2 separate regions of the Mus musculus genome follow, and region 1 is linked to region 2. A link is a loop called in an ENCODE intact Hi-C map of the cell type or tissue named here. Cell type or tissue: left cerebral cortex. All regions are shown on one strand.

Region 1 (8,000 bases), 800 kb after region 2:
ATTACTCCTGTCTAAAGGAAATACAGGGATAAAGTGTGAAACAGAGACCACCCAGAGACTGCCTCACCTGGGGATGGATCCCACATGCGCACATCAAATTCAGACATAATGCTGATGCCAAGAAGTGCTTGCTGACAGGAACCTGATACAGTTGTCTCCTGAGAGGCTATACCAGATCCTGAACAATACAGATGAGGATGCTTGCAGCCAACCATTGGACTGAGCAAAGGGACCCCAATAGAGGAGATGGGGAAGGACTGTAGGAGTTGGAAGGGCCTTATCTGGCATCAATGGGAGGGGATACCTTTGGTCCTGTGAAGGCTTGATGCCCCAGTGTAGAGGAATCCTAAGGTGGTGAGGCAGGAGTATTTGTGTGGGGGAGCACCCTCATAGAAGCAAGGTAAGGGGAGGGGATGGGATAGGGTTTGCAGAGGAGAAAGGAGGAAAAGGGATAACATTTGAAATGTAAACAACTAAAGTATCCAATTAAAAGAAAGGAAAAAAGAGAATGTTTCACTTTTGAATTATATCCTCTAACCTTGTTATTATTCCATGAGTCCTTGAAATGTTTGCCTTATTGATTAGGTATAAATTAAGTGGATTTAAACAGTAAGGTTATTATACACCGTGTTAATTTGGTAAATCCTGGACAATTATTTTTTACTGTTGTGAATATCTACAGCTAAATTAGTTTATATTTTTATATTCCTTCATTATTTGAATGATAAATTTGATGCAAATTGTACAGTGTATCTTGTCATTGTAGCTAGCCTGTGTTTTTATTTTATGGTTCTATGTTGTTTGATAATTTTTTTCTTGATACTCACAAATTACTTTCTTTCTACAAAATTGAGGAAGCTGTACTAGATTATATTAAATGCTTACTAATCTTAATTTCCATAAGATATAGTTTACCCTTTAAAATTCATATTCAATTCTCCCTTAATATTTTTAACATATATTTTCTAGTATTTTTGTAACTTAATTTTTTTCTAAAAGGAAATACATATATGCTTACATTATCTCTACTTTGCCTGCTTTCTATAATTTTCTCTAATCATTTTTAGAATTTCTGTTTCATTTTCTTCAATTATCTAAAGATTGTCATCTATTTCTACCAGTCCTTACTGGTGCTTTAGTAAATCTGATGGTACATTCTCAGACACCATTATTTATAATTTAGTGACAAGCTCTGTAATAATTTTAATTTGTTATCCACTTTGTATATAAAACAGGAAACTCATTTTTATCTTTTCCTGATATTTTCTTCATTAGGCTCATAATTCATAAGAGACAGTTTTGTTGAGTTGTTTGATCAATATCAGATCATAATTTTTGTAAATGTAACTTTAAAATATTAATATTATATAAGCTTAGTTTATCTTCTGTATCCTTATTATTTGTCACAATTTCATGGTGTTTTTATATAGATATCTTTGCCCTCTTTCATTAGTAGTCATCCTTGAGTGAGCAAAAATCTTTTAGTCCAGATGTATCAACAATATATTGTAAAAGAGGGGCCAGGGCAATGACATGGGATAGCAGAAAATCCTTGATTCTTAGTAAAATCCTCCAAAATTCGTAGTTTTACAGGAGAAGATAGCAAGGTGTGTTTTCTTTTATTTCTTTGTATGTATTTTTTTTTATTTATTAGGTATTTTCTTCGTTTACATTTCCAATGCTATCCCAAAAGTCCCCCATACCCTCCCCCCAGTCCCCTACCCACCCACTCCCACTTCTTGGCCCTGGTGTTCCCCTGTACTGAGGCATATAAAGTTTGCAAGACCAATGGGCCTCTCTTTCCAGTGATGGCCTACTAGGCCATCTTCTGCTACATATGCAGCTAGAGTCAAGAGCTCCGGGGTACTGGTTAGTTCATATTGTTATTCCACCTATAGGGTTGCAGATCCTTTTAGCTCCTTGGTTACTTTCTCTAGCTCCTCTATTGGGGGCCCTGTGTTCCATCCTATAGATGACTGTGAGCATCCACTTCTGTGGTTGCTAGGCCCCGGCATAGTCTCACAAGAGACAGCTATATCTGGGTCCTTTCAACAAAATCTTCCTGGTGTATGCAATGGTGTCAGTGTTTGGAGGCTGATTATGAGATGGATCCCTGGATATGGCAGTCTCTAGATGATCCATCCTTTCGCCACAGCTCCAAATTTTGTCTCTGTAACTCTTTCCATGGGTGTTTTGTTCCCAATTCTAAGAAGGGGCAAAGTGTCCACACTTTGTTCTTCGTTCTTCTTGACTTTCATGCGTTTGGCAAATTGTATCTTATATCTTGGGTATCCTAAGTTTCTGGGCTAATATCCACTTATCAGTGAGTGCTTTGTGTGTGATACAGAGAATAAAATTTTTTCTTTTCCGTTTTGCTCACGAAGGATGGCTGCTACAGAGCTGCTTAACACCTACAGTTTTTCTCCCACGTGCTGCAAGTTTACATTGATACAGTATCTGTGAGTGTTCTCTTGTGTCATCTCAATTCTACCTGTCAATTTATTATATTCAGGAATATTTGGGGAATATTTATACAGCCATGCATTCACCCAGATCTTATATCTCCAACAAATGTTTGCCAATTTCCCCTTACAGTAAATTGCTAATTTCAGAGAAACTTGTGCACTACTAGTTGTCTCCCAGATCTGTAAAGATATTTATTCTCCAGTAAAATCACTATACCTTCATTATATTGTTGACCATACATATCACCAATATTAACTGTGTGATTCATGATTCATTATTTCCTCATTTTAATTTAAATATAAATGTTGTTTTTGTCATTTTTATAAAGTTGGTTTCAGAGAGAAAAAATAAAGATGCACTTGCTCTAAAATATTAAAAATTAATGTCTGATGAGACTTTGACGAATCTCTAATGCCTGCTGTACTGTATTTGATGCAACAGATTATATAATTCTTGTTGACTATTCTATTTATTTTTCTTTTATATCCAGTAAAACATTACCCAGACACCCCCTTGTGATTTTACACAGCTATGTAACTGAGACTGAGCTGATAAAATCTGAAGAGAAGCAGTGCTTGGGGTGCAGCTCAGCTGGTAGAGTCATTGCCTGGCATGCACAAGACACCAGGTTTGATCCCTGTGCCCTATAAAATAAAATAGGTGCAGGGGTGCATACCTATAATTCCAGCACTCAGAAATAGAGGCAAAAAGGATCAAGAATTCCATGCCATCCTACAACTGCATAGTGAAAAAAAAAAGAGCACAAGGTATGCCAGTTTGATGCCCAATTCAATACAAATACAAACATGCATTCTGCTTGCTTCTTTCTTCTGCTTGACATGTTGGAGATACCCATGTTAACACAAAATGTTTTTAAATGTTTTTGTTAAAGCAAAAAATTATTTAGCACAGACTTCTAAATGACTTATGAAGAAATTTCTCTCCCCATCTGGTATTAGTCTGGATAGTTATGTAAGTAAAAATCAAATTTATGGTTTCTGTGTCTCTGTCTCTGTCTCTCTCTCTCTCTGTCTCTCTGTCTCTCTCACTCTCTCTTTGTGTGTGTGTGTGTGTGTGTGTGTGCCTTCCTTAGATTAAATACATAGGGAATCAGAACAATGAAACAATGAAGAATTTATTCAGTATAGATTATCACTAGAAATGTTATAAAAATCGTAAAAGCCAAATATCAATGTTGGCTGACCAACACAGAATAGAACAAATGTGTGGCATATTGTTTCATGGAGATGCCATGGCTGTGAGAAGGGAGGAGACTAGTCCTATGGATAAAAAGATAAGAATAAAATAGCCAAGGTTTAGAATTAATGAGCATTAGGAGACACTAGATAAACCTGTGTATATAACATAGGAATGAAGTGAAACAGGACAATTAATGTGAATTAAGGATATGACTGATTCTCAAACAAGTCACATCAAGTTACAAGATCTGAGGAAGAAGAGAAAGTGAGCTGGAAGGAGTGGAGAGAAAAGAAACTTCAGCCTAGATATAATAATATATGAGAGAAGATTAGATAAAATTGAAAAATATCTGACCATTTGTCTGTATCAATCTCAATTTCAATTCAAATTTAAGCTTAATTTGAAGAAAAATACCTCCTACATATTTCATGTTTTATGTGGTTTTCAAGCTGTCCAACCCTTTGTATAAATAAGACTCCACAATGCAGAACTCATGGGAGCTGGAGATTAATTGAATCAGGCAGCTATGAGGTTAAAAGTATAACAGACTATTGCTTGGGGTCATTGCCACCCAGATAGCCAGAGGAGGTCTAGGAAGAATCAGGTAAAGAGGCATCATTATCAAACTCCCCCTTCTAGACAAGGTAGGTTCATGTCCTACCCTGGCTGCTACTATGTATCTGTTTCCTCTCATTTGACATTCACTGAGTCTGTATCTGACATTAGTCATTATGTTGAAAAGATCAAGAAAGACAACTGTTTACCAATGCCTGATAGGAATGAACATGCCCAATTCCACAGAGAACTTTCCATGGCAATGCCTATCATTGTTAGGCCAGACTGTATAAAACCAGCAATTGATTGATTATTTGGAAGGTAATGAAGACTCGGGTAAATGGGCCATCTTCACAGAAATCCTTTTCAAAGATCAGTATCTAATTTTGCATTTGTAACTTTGAAATGTTTTTCTCAAAGAGGCTCCCTACAGGTCCTATAAAACTTGGATCTGCTCCCTTGGAGCCATGTAGCCTGATCAAAAATAACTTTCAGGGTTCGTTGGGTACTGGAAAAAATCATAACTGGATATTTGAATTAAAACGCAGAAAATCTGCAAGACCTTCTGACAGATACTAAAGCTTTCCTTCTGTAACTTGCCTTCTGGAAAACAGAAAGTGGGGCATCTCCATCTGCTGGCAGAACACCAAAACTGCACTATATTCTGTGGACTGCAGACATTGGGCTTTGTTTCCCTTTAAATGAATAGGTAGAATCACTCGGGCAACATCCTATTCAATTGGGAAAATAGGTGGGAGTATTCAGAATCATTCCCTAAAACTGAGTCATCATTTCCATCGTGAAGAATCTGTGCTCAGGCTCTTTTCCAAGGTACTCACTTTCTTTTTTTTTTTTTTTTTAATGAGTATGCCAGTGCACCAGACAGTCCTGCTTTGTATAAACTACTATTAAACTGACCATAAGCATTTTCTATATTTGTACATATCTTCACAGCCAACTGTTGTAATTGCTATATAATCTGTTAATAATGCCCCTGACTGATTTCAGCAGTCGTGTTCACATGCTATCTACAGACTACTGCTATAAATAACACGACAATGGCCCCTTTAAGGTACAGAATTTTGTCTTTAGGAGTAACTGGAACAGTACCGTCTCACAGCCAGGCTTAAAGAGCGGAGGATTTCACATGGCAGTAGCTGTCCTCATTCATAGCTCGGCGTGTACCTAATGGTTGCTTCAACAAATGAAAGAGTGAATGAAAGCAAGTGCCTGTCATTAGTAGATGTCGTGCAAAGCAACTCCAAGGGGTTGCTCTAGTCTGTAGAGGCTATAAAAGCATCCAAGTGTTCCAGTCTTGTTGCAGACATATCTACAATGACAGCAGTCAGAATTTTGGCCATGAAGCTTCTTTCATTGTGCTCTGGCATCTTAGAATTCTAACTCTCTTACCAATATGTACACTTAATCAAATATGCAATCCAGTGAATTATTTGTAACAATTTGTTTCACATATTAAGATTGTATTCTATATCAGTCAGTTATAAAATGTGATAAACTACCTATATGTGTATGTATGATTTCACCTATTGTATTGGTTATAAATAAATATTAGAAAGGAATTTATTAATTTCATGAACCCAAGATATCCAAGTCCCTTTGATAGACATCTCCCCAACAGTCCACATTAATTCTTGATTGTGGCTGGCCAGCAGAGTGATCAGCAAGCAGAGGCAGGATAAAGGACTAAAGTTAAAGACCCTGTGTTTCTAGTTACCATACCATAGGTTTGCTGTATGACCCTCCAGACAGTATACATTCCCTGTACTGTTAAATATTGTACTGCAAGGGTTAGGCTACTTGTTTACTGTGATCATTCTAATAATAGAGTGCTGTGAGTTTATGCAGTCAAATTGTTTTGGACCTTGCAAAGATCACCAGAATTAAAAAATAAAAGGTCTTGAGGCACTACCTTTCATTAAGCCATGAATCCATGTTGTCAATCATTTATATAACAGACGTGGCACAGAACATATGAAAGCCTGTTGCCACCCTAAAAAGGGTGTTAGTCTGGCAATTATTTCTTCAAAGAAGCAGTAGCAAAGGACTGGCTTAGCTAAGTACAGCTTGGCCATGCTGTATTTCCATCAGAATGTACAGGTTACATGACAGGTAACAGGATGAAAATAAAGTACTACAAATGACACCGTACCAGCCCCCTCCCATCAGCCCGAGTTTGAATCACTGAGTTCAAAATAGAGTTCATCATATTATATACCATACTCTAAGTAGAGCCAGGTCAGTGCATAGAGAATTCTAGAAACAAGGCAAGCATGGTACTCACATACAAAAAGTGGAGAGTGTAATAAAGGAGATAGGGCCCTGACACAGTGGGAAATTTCCAAATAGAACTGCCGAGGTCTTAAAGAGTTACAGAATATAGGATAATATTAATTTACATAGAAAGGAAAGGAAAATGGTAGATGAATGGTCTCCAGAAGAAATGTCATATAAGAAGGTCTTTTGGCAGAGTAAGGCTTTGATAAAAAGCAATAGAAAAGGCAGCAGGACATCTGTCAGAAATCATCATGAGAGCAAAAGTCTAAAGGCAGAAAAAGCATGAACACTATGGTTAACCTGAGGCCTGGATTCCTGGCAGGCCCCTCATCTATTAGTAGGGCTTGGAAACACCATGTAATGTTTGCATAGGGTTATATCACAAAGAATCTGAACACAGGGCCACTTGATGATCTGCACTTCTTGAACCTTTAGTTTTGCTTCTCCTAGTGCCATAAGAGCCTCCCAAGGCTGTTCTAAATTTGTCCTATGAATGCACAAGTTATGTGAATATTGGGATGTACTCATTTAAGGTCAATGAGGATGTCTTATTTTGCTTGAGCGTGTAAAATAATGAGCTCTCCAAATGAAGGTTTCCCTGGAACACTGAGGTTCTTCAAGATGGCTGTTCTCCTGCCATAGAATCCAGGGCTCTTCAGCAGGTCTTTTCCCAGTGTTCCTGCTGACAGACCTGATGTTCCCCATATGATCAATGTATATGTGCAACACATCTATATTTTTATTATTGGAGCAATATAATCATTATTACTCCATTACCCCAAACCATTTGTCTATTTTATTTGATGAACTAATCTTTTGGTTGGCTCTTGTACTGGAAGGGATAAGCCATGGAGAACAGGCTATCTTATTGCACCCTACCCTAGACTTGCTCCTCAACCACATATTCCGCAAACCCCATCTGTACAGGATAGAAAAAGGTTTCACAGAAGGTTGACGTATATGATCAAGATCCAGAGACTATGGTGTCTGGTGTCTGTGAACGTCAACAACCAAAAATCACATAGTTCTTTAAGATGCTTACAACTAGACCAACAATGCCAAGAGTGGCCAGTAGATACCATCTTAACTTGTAGTAGTTGAGTGTTAAGAAGGACTAAACAGTAGCATGTGTCCCCATGTTACTATATCTTCCCCAGTGCAGAAGAAACCTTCAGTACCTTGGATATTAGGTAGTTTTGTCTTGAGTAGTAGATTGGAGGGGGACTAGTGACTGGCAAATAGGCATTTCAGATTAAGACCTATTGTATGTCAGTGCTGAGAGTACAAACACTTCTATATCTTGCCATATCCATTGTGCATAGTACCTACTCTCAGAGGCCTACCCAATGCAGGGCCTCAAGAAAAAGAAATGGACATATTGGCTGTTTGACTCCAAAATCTAGACAGTTTTCATTCAGAACTTGGTACAACATCACTGAGGTGTATAGGTGCATGGAAGATAAGACTTGCAGACAGGTACATTT
Region 2 (8,000 bases):
GGGATGATTGTATCTGATATTTAAGACCCAGCAGGAACCCAGAGCCAGAAACTTTGGAAAAGCTGTGAAATCAGGTCATTCTCTGTGATAACCAAAAAGCCCAAGGGTAAAGACTTTCAATTATAATACATGATTGAGATCCAAAGTACAAAGTAGAATGGTGGGAAAAGCCCACATGTATATTTATTAGGTGCATCATCGCAGTTTTAGAGAATTGCCCTGAGCAGAGTTGAAATCAACTCATGAACCACCATCACTGGCTGAATGAACCCTGGGAGGCCCACTAGATCCCAACACTGTTTCATTGCACAGTCTCTGTCTCTGTCCTTGAAGTGTGTAGTTCCTAAACACACAGATTTGAACAAGTACAGAAATCTGGAAGTTAAACAAAACAAAACAAAACAAAAAACAAAAACAAAACAACCAACCAAACAAAAATCATGGAAGTGCTCCTTTAACATGGATTATTCTGGAAGTTGCTACATATTTGAGGAAATTGCCCCAGCATCAGTTATGTTGACCCATTCTAAACTCAAGGTAGCACCAAGTTTCTCCTTCATAGAGGTCCTTGATGTTCCCAGTGTAATTCATGGAATTACATTCAACAGGTTCACTAATATGAACTAACACAAATTGTAATTTCTTCCTAGGAAATAAGTCAGCCTTACTACATGCCATGTCAAAAGCAAATGTGGAAATCCGAGTTACAACACAATAACATATATCACACTATGTCGATTTGTTCCTTTCCGGAAACTGACATGCATGGTTAAACTATTTTAAATTAATTTTAGTTTTAGACACTATCAGAATCTGTGTGACAATGCCTTTAGTAATACTGTAGGAATGGACGGTTTCAGGTTCTTTGAAATGAAGATTAGTACTTGGAGACTTTGAATTAAACTCCTATAAAAGTAATTCAAGGGGAAAATTTCCTTCTGAAGATCTTAGAATCAGCATTTCTCTCAAGTCACACCTGTGAAAAATAATTTCTGCTTTACTTCCATGGATTGAGATCTGGAGTCTCACTTTTGATCTTGTGCTGCCTGCAGAGGCTGTTCAGTGGCCATCCTAGCAGGCCCCCTTTGACTGATGATTTGGTCAATGGGGAAGGTTAGTGAGGTACAATGTACAGGGTAGTCGAGATGACAGATGTTAATAGAGAGGAGGATAAGGCAGAACAGAAGGAATGTGCAGATTCCAAATACTGAATGAACTGACAACTGTGAATCTGTGGCCTAACATAGGCTCTGCTAGGTCAGGAAAGCAGAAAGAACTAAGGCGATTTACCTATCAAATCCAGGACAACAGCTGAGGACCCTTTTTACCTTGGGGAAGATGGCCCAATAAGTGGAATGGGACAAAGTAACTTGTCCTCCTAGAGACTAGATGGTCTTGCTGTTAGCATGATAGTTGCAGGCAGCCCTGACTCCAGGGAGCATCTATCAGAGTCAGGGTTGTGCAAGTCTAGTACTAAGGGAGAAAACTAGCCTTAGATCTAAGATAACAAAGCTTCCCCCACTTAGTGTGTGCTGGACCTGAGCTGCTGGCATCAGGGACAGCCTGGCCTCTTCTGTGTTGCCTCTTTTAGTCTCCTCTCTGTTAGGAGGCGGTGGGGAGGGGAGCTGCTTCCATGCCTTCTAACTTGGTTTTGATCTCAGGAAGGGAAAGCCCCTGCCCCTCTTTGAAGCAGCAGCCAGCACCACTTGTCTCTTCTCTCCTTCCCGCAGGCACTTCTGTTCAGAGTGGTGCCTCTTGCTGGCTCCTTCTGCTTCTGCTCTGTCCCCCTGCTGATTGGGAAGAAAGTACACCGGTGGGGTGATGGTTTCTGAAACTCTTAAAGGAGCAGCTTTATTTCTGTTGAGAATTTATTTAGAATATTGCTTGTATGTCTTTCCCCAGTGAACAGATCCCTCCCTCTAATGAAAATAAAATAGGTAACAACTGATCATAATCCCCATTTAAATGTTAACTGTAGATGTTCTGGATTTGCATAAGTGTTTTTTAAACAGATCAAGCATTAACCCATGGTGACAATCATTATTAGCAATCAAATAGAATTGGAGCATCACTTACTGAGGGCATAATGTATGAAGGCCACAAGTCGGAATGGGACATTTCTTGTCACAGGAAAGACTCACAATCTAGAACAGAAGATAAACAAGAACACAGATAATGTGTAACCCCACTCACACTACTTTTAAATGTTGTAACTCCCATTTCTAAATCCTGTAGTAGCAGCCATATCCTATTGGACTTAACACAACCTGTACCAGTTAACAACCTGATTTGAAACATGGTCTCCCTTTGGCTGTCCATTGGTTGATTTTCTGTCAGTTCACTAGTATCTGTAGAAGACTTGGGTTCGTGCAAAATACACATTGGGTAAAGTCCCACCGAATACAGAAATTGTAGCATCTTGGAGCTTTACTTCTCCATGTCAACAATGTGCTTTCTTCCCCTTACCTAAATAAATAAATAAATAAATAAGCCCTGGGTGTAAGCAATCCAAAGATAGAGCTGTGGTTCTTTCTGTTATATGGTGTACAGCTTCTCTCGTTTAAGGTTGCAATCTGACTTTTTTTTTCCCTCCCCTCCAGGAGAGATGTTAGATCTTGAGCAAATGACCTAGTGGGGACTCCTAGTTCGTCAAGATCAAAAAGCAAGGCTATCTAGATGGTTTTGAGTGTGTGAGGTGATTAAAAACAAATATTCAAATAGGAAAAGGAAAGAGATCAGGATAAGCCTGATGGCCACTAGGGTAATACTTTAGTTGTACAGATGGGAAAACTGAGGCTAGGAGGTTTTGTCAATGTTGTCTACCGCTCTGCTCACTTCTGGCCCTAGGATTTCAGCACAGTGCCAATACTGTACCTTCCCGGTAAGGACAGTAGGAAAGTAATTCAGATGTCTGGGACTCCAAATTGAACAAGCCTTTATAATCCTGTATATCCTTTTTCTCTTGAGTAGATGAGGAAACTTTTCCTTTGAGGAACTCGCTAAAGGAATGGATTCATCCTTTCCTGGACTAGAAGGACAAGCTGGAAGGAGGAGAGGGGTGTGGTTAAGCCCTCCACGTGCAGAGAGACTGTTCTCAAGCCAGAAGGGAGAAAAGCAGCTGGTGCGTGGGATAGTGGGCACACACCCAGCGGTTTTCCTGTTTCTCAGAGAAGGAAAATGCAGGAGGTTTTTGCCCAAAGCTTAAGGTTGGAAGAAACTAGTACTATAACCACTTATCCCAAGGACCACTCAAGGGGACGCCCTTTATCCCTCCCATTGCAGCTTACTAAATCCAGGGCCCAGAGCTTGCTGACCTACTGAGGGACCAGTACTACTTCAGCCTAAGAGGATATTGCAGCGTGAACTCGGCTGGGATGCGCAGCACCGCAGAAATGGTGAAGGTGACCGCCCTGTCCTCCCTGAACACACATGCCCCGTGATGCAGCCCAGAGGGATGCTGGGGACGCAAAAGTTTGATCCAGTGGTCTGAAAAGAATGTCTGGGCAGGGACTACAGGCAATGGCAGCAGGGCGCTAGCCCTTCCTTGCAGCAGTTTGTGCACTCTTTTCTGATGGCAAATACTACATCCCAGTGGTAGGTTGGGGTGAGGGTGTCCCATTCTGCTAGTCTACACTCTGGTACAGTGAGACCACCTTCTGTGTTCCCCTGTCTGGGTCCCAGGACCTCCTCTGGGTCCTGGGCTAGGTCTGAGTCTTCAGCTCTGCAACTGCCCCCATCAGCTGATTTTGACAGGGGGTGGGGGGCATCCAGGAGCAAGGGCGGGCGGGGCTAGCCCCTGCCAGATCCAAGGATGATAACGTGTCTGCTCCATGTCGCGGCTTCGAGCTGTCCAGGCTCCGCCCCCTGTGAGTGTGTAAGTGTGTGATGCTGTCTCGGCCGCCGCCGCCTGTGCAGCCGCCGCCGCCGCTGCTGCCGCCCCGGCTGCCGCGCCGCGCCACTGCCACTGCCTCGCTCGCCCCCGCCTCTGCCGTCGCCACCCGCCAGCAGCCTGCCAGGCGGGCGGCCCAGGCGACCCCAGCTCTAAGCGGCCGCCACCGCAGCCCGGACGCGCTGGGCAAGCGGGCAGCCGCGGAGCGAGTGGACCAGAGCGGGAGGTCAGGCTCTTGCCTGCCCGGTGCCATCGCTTCCGCTGCCGCCACTGCTCCGGAGCGCAGGACTAGGTACCCCGGGCGCCCGCCGCTGCCGCTGATGCGGCCCCAGCACTTTTAACCGGGTAGGAGGGCCAGAGAGCCGCGCCGCCGACCGCAGCCAGAGAGCCGCGCAGCTCAGAGCCGCGCCGACACGCAGCGAGCAGGGACAGACGGCCGCCAGCCGCCGCCGCCCCGCCGCTATGGATCTATTCGACTTTTTCAGGGATTGGGACTTGGAGCAGCAGTGGTAGGTGTTAAAATTCCCCTTCTCTTTTGATGAGCGGGATCCCCGGTCTGGTCTGGGCTTTTCGCCTTTGTTAAGAGGAGCCAGAGCTGTTGTGGGGGGCGCCCCGGACACTCTCCCACTTGCTCCCAGACACCTCTAGCTTTGGCTTCAGTGACTCCTTGGTCGGGTGCTGGGATGGGGGAGGTGCGGGGACAGGGAAAGATGTGGGCAAGAGCATCCCTTTGCACTCCAAGTCTAAAGAGTTGCAGCCGGCCCATAGCAGCTTCAGTGCCACCCACCCGCACAACAACCTCCTGGGGTCTTTTCTCACCAGTGGCTGATTGGGTAGGATCCAGTCTTAAATGCTTTAACTTTCCAGTTGCCAGTGCCTGCAGCCAGTGGCGGGAGAAAAAGCGACAGCCAGGTACCCAGAGGCCACCCTCAGCTTGCTCAGCGGCCACCGCCCACGCTGTTGCCACCTCAATCCCCACCCAGAAAGGCATGGGTCCAAAACCTAATGCCTATCCAGCCTAAGTTCCTCTTCTCAGAGCAGCGTCTTCAGGGGCCACTGCACTAGGGACCTCCAGTCCAGTTGCCTTTAGCGCTTGACTTTCAAGTGGAAGGGTGTTTGAAGTTGGCCCCTAAAGTCTTCAGCTCCGAAGTCAATGAACATTTAATTAGCCTCTGAACCCCCATTGGCTTCCCAGTGGGAGGCAGCCTTAGGTTTGTGTATTGGACACACAGCTAGAATCCCCAGGTTTAGCCTGCTTTAAACAAAATACCGTAAAGTTGCGGAGAGATCCTGAAACATGGTGCAAAGGTGACTGTGGTGGGGGTGGGGGAGCAGAAAGTTCTTTCTCTCTGTGTTGATGTACAGGCGCACATGCATAGTGCTCCTCAGATCTATTAACTTTAGAAAAACTTCACCATTTACTATAAACATTATCGTTCTTTATAAGTCACAATATTTTAATGTACCAGTCCCCCCGCCCATGCCCAAGTGTTTAGATGAGGAAGGAGGCAGCCACAGGAGCAGAGACTTCAAGTGGCACTCTTGCCCTTTAAATGTAGTGAGGATAATCTGTAGTGCCCACCAACAGTTTGAAATCTTTTGCAATGTTCAGACTACTAGCTACTGGCCATGAATGCTGTGCCTTTTTTTGCAGGGATTTCCATTGTCAATGTCATGTTTTAGGCAATTTCCTTCTTTAAAAAAGGGTCAGATGCTTGGCCAATAGCTTCATTATGCCACTCGTGACTGCTTGGCTGCAAACCCAAGATACCTTACATTTTGTTATAGACATTCCAAATAAATTATCAAATATATCAGTATTTATCTATAGACATTTTAAAAACTATGTGGGATTTTATTAGTTGTGAGGAAAACATTATAGTTAAAGAATCTGTTCTTGCTAAAATTTTAAAAATTCCTGAATTTACTGCTCAATTTAATGCTGTATTTCTGAATGCAACATTTACTCTGATATAGTAATCTATTTTGCTGACAATTGATAACCACATCATTATTATCTGCATGCAATTTGTCTAATATATGCTTTAGGTAACACTGCTAATTTAATAGACATTGCTATAATTGATTTAAAGGCTTAGCTGAAAATTTAGGCATATACTAGGAATTACGTTTCTGCACACACACATTCACATATATTACTGTTTTAATTCTAGTTTAATGTTATACATGTGTAGTTGAATATTTAAAGGGGATGTGAACCTTTCTGCTTAATTTCTGTTTTTTAGGAACATGTGTGCCTGTTTCCCTTTAGAAATTCCTATTCTTAAGAAAAATACAAAACCATTTTCCTCCTGATCTGTAACTATGACACATCCATTTTAGAGCATGCTGACCGATTTGGTAGATGTGATAGAAAATACTGATGGAATGGTATAACATATCTGCATAAAAAAGAAAAGCCTGCCTTTCCTTTCTGTATACATGAACCACGCAATTTTCCTTCTTATTGCTTGGTTGTGAAGGGAAAGGTTTCTTATGAATCTGCATCTATATTTTAAATATTTGTAATGTGGTTGTGCTTCTGTATTTTAAGTACCTCCATAGAGAAAAGAAACACAAATACAACCATGGTGCATAAACTGAAAAGCTTGACATCATTCTTAATGATAACCTATACATCCTTCAAACCATAACGCTTGTTATATGTTTACTTCCATTTCATGAAAATAACTAGAGGGCTAAAGCGATGATATGCACTACCTCATGTATGTAGAAAGACAAATGAGGGGTAAGGCATAAAAGTTAAAGAGCTCATTTGCATTGACCCTATTCACTTGTGGAACAACAAGCTTGAAACTATTTCTATGTTAACTCTACCTAGATACCTATCAATAAAATCATCAGGAGAGCTGAAAAAAAAATTAAACCCCAACTCAATTTTCTAACCTTAATGAAGAATGGCTTCACATACACAGGAATATGTATTATTTACAAACACTTGGCTATAGTAAATTTAAAACAAACTGAATGCACATTGATAAACATGCTTAGGACAAATATGCACTCCAAAGAAGGGTTATGAATGCTGCTGCATTGTGCAAGTCTGTGCAGTGTCTGGGAGTGCTCATATGCCTTACAGAATGTATCACTGGGTTTTGCAAACTGCAATGGTAGCTTAATGGGTCATGCTCTGGACCCCATTAAAGGGCAAAGCTCAAGTTCCTTAGGATTTCTGGATGCATGAATAGTGTTCACCTGAGTTAGAATTTAATATGAACCATTCTGTGAAAGAAAAGGAAGGCACAGATGCTTATGTCTGCCAAATACATCATTTTATCTTTTTAAAAGAAGGGAAAAATATGGAGGAAGGAAGAGGAAAGCATAGTTCCTGCTTTTTAAATCATCCCATAGATTTGTCCTTGTTAAACAAGTAAACGAATTCTTGAGGAATCTGGAGATCATGTGGCTAGATTTGGACGTCTTTATCAGCAATGGCAAAGTCATTAATATAAATGTAAAAGCTTACAAATTGTACAGGTTTTCTATCCTGTAAGCACCTACCTCCATAACATTAAAGTACCTCTTTGTAGTATGCCAAATTTCTTTTTGTGAGGCAGTTACCTTTTAATTAAAAAATACAGTGTGTGTGTGTGTGTGTGTGTGTGTGTGTGTGTGTGTGTGTGTGTGTTCACTGGGTAAAAACATAAAGAGATAATTTTTAAGAACAAAAATGTAAAAACTCCCATGATAGCAAACCCCAAATATTAAAAGTAGGTTTTTTTTAAAAGAAATTGTGATACTGGCCTGATTCTCATGGCAAAGGACTGCATCAGTTGTTTGTAGATTTTATATGTTGTCTCACAAGTAGCCTAATTAGAGGCAAGCTTGCAAACGGGCAGTTATACAGGAAGAGACTTAAACTCACTAAACTGTTATATAAATAGAAAGTTCAAAGGTCTATGTGAGGCTGTCAAGGCTGAGAAGGGGCCATGTGCCAGCCAGGCTTCTTCTATTTGGGATGAAGGCAACCCCCAGGGCCTGCTCCAGCAGCTAACACTTTCCCAAGTTTTCTGGACCTCGTGGGGGCTGGAGGAGGGGACCTGCTTTCCAGACAAAAGTGAACTGTTCCAGCTCCAGCCAGGCATGGCTT

Evidence for each region. Peaks named below come from ENCODE experiments on the same cell type or tissue, not always from the same donor. Only the 100,000 strongest peaks of a DNase experiment are listed, where the experiment ranks them.
Region 1: it touches region 2 in a loop (3-fold over the local background); 2 of 42 quality-filtered maps call a loop at or near these places.

What each region holds. Positions count from the first base shown.
Region 1 is chrX:70,156,346-70,164,345 of GRCm38, forward strand. No RefSeq gene overlaps it. Among named protein-coding and RNA genes, the nearest start is that of 1700111N16Rik, 17 kb to the left of the region's middle. In left cerebral cortex, a CTCF peak has its summit at 4,864 (motif pointing left); a DNase peak (open chromatin) is centred at 4,867.
Region 2 is chrX:69,356,441-69,364,440 of GRCm38, forward strand. It overlaps Aff2 (AF4/FMR2 family, member 2), which reads left to right and starts at 3,891. Exons shown (of 20, transcript NM_008032.3): 1 at 3,891-4,398. The coding sequence starts at 4,352. In left cerebral cortex, a CTCF peak has its summit at 4,172; DNase peaks (open chromatin) are centred at 3,126, 3,599, 3,878, 4,175 and 4 more places; H3K4me3 peaks cover 2,819 bases; H3K27ac peaks cover 977 bases.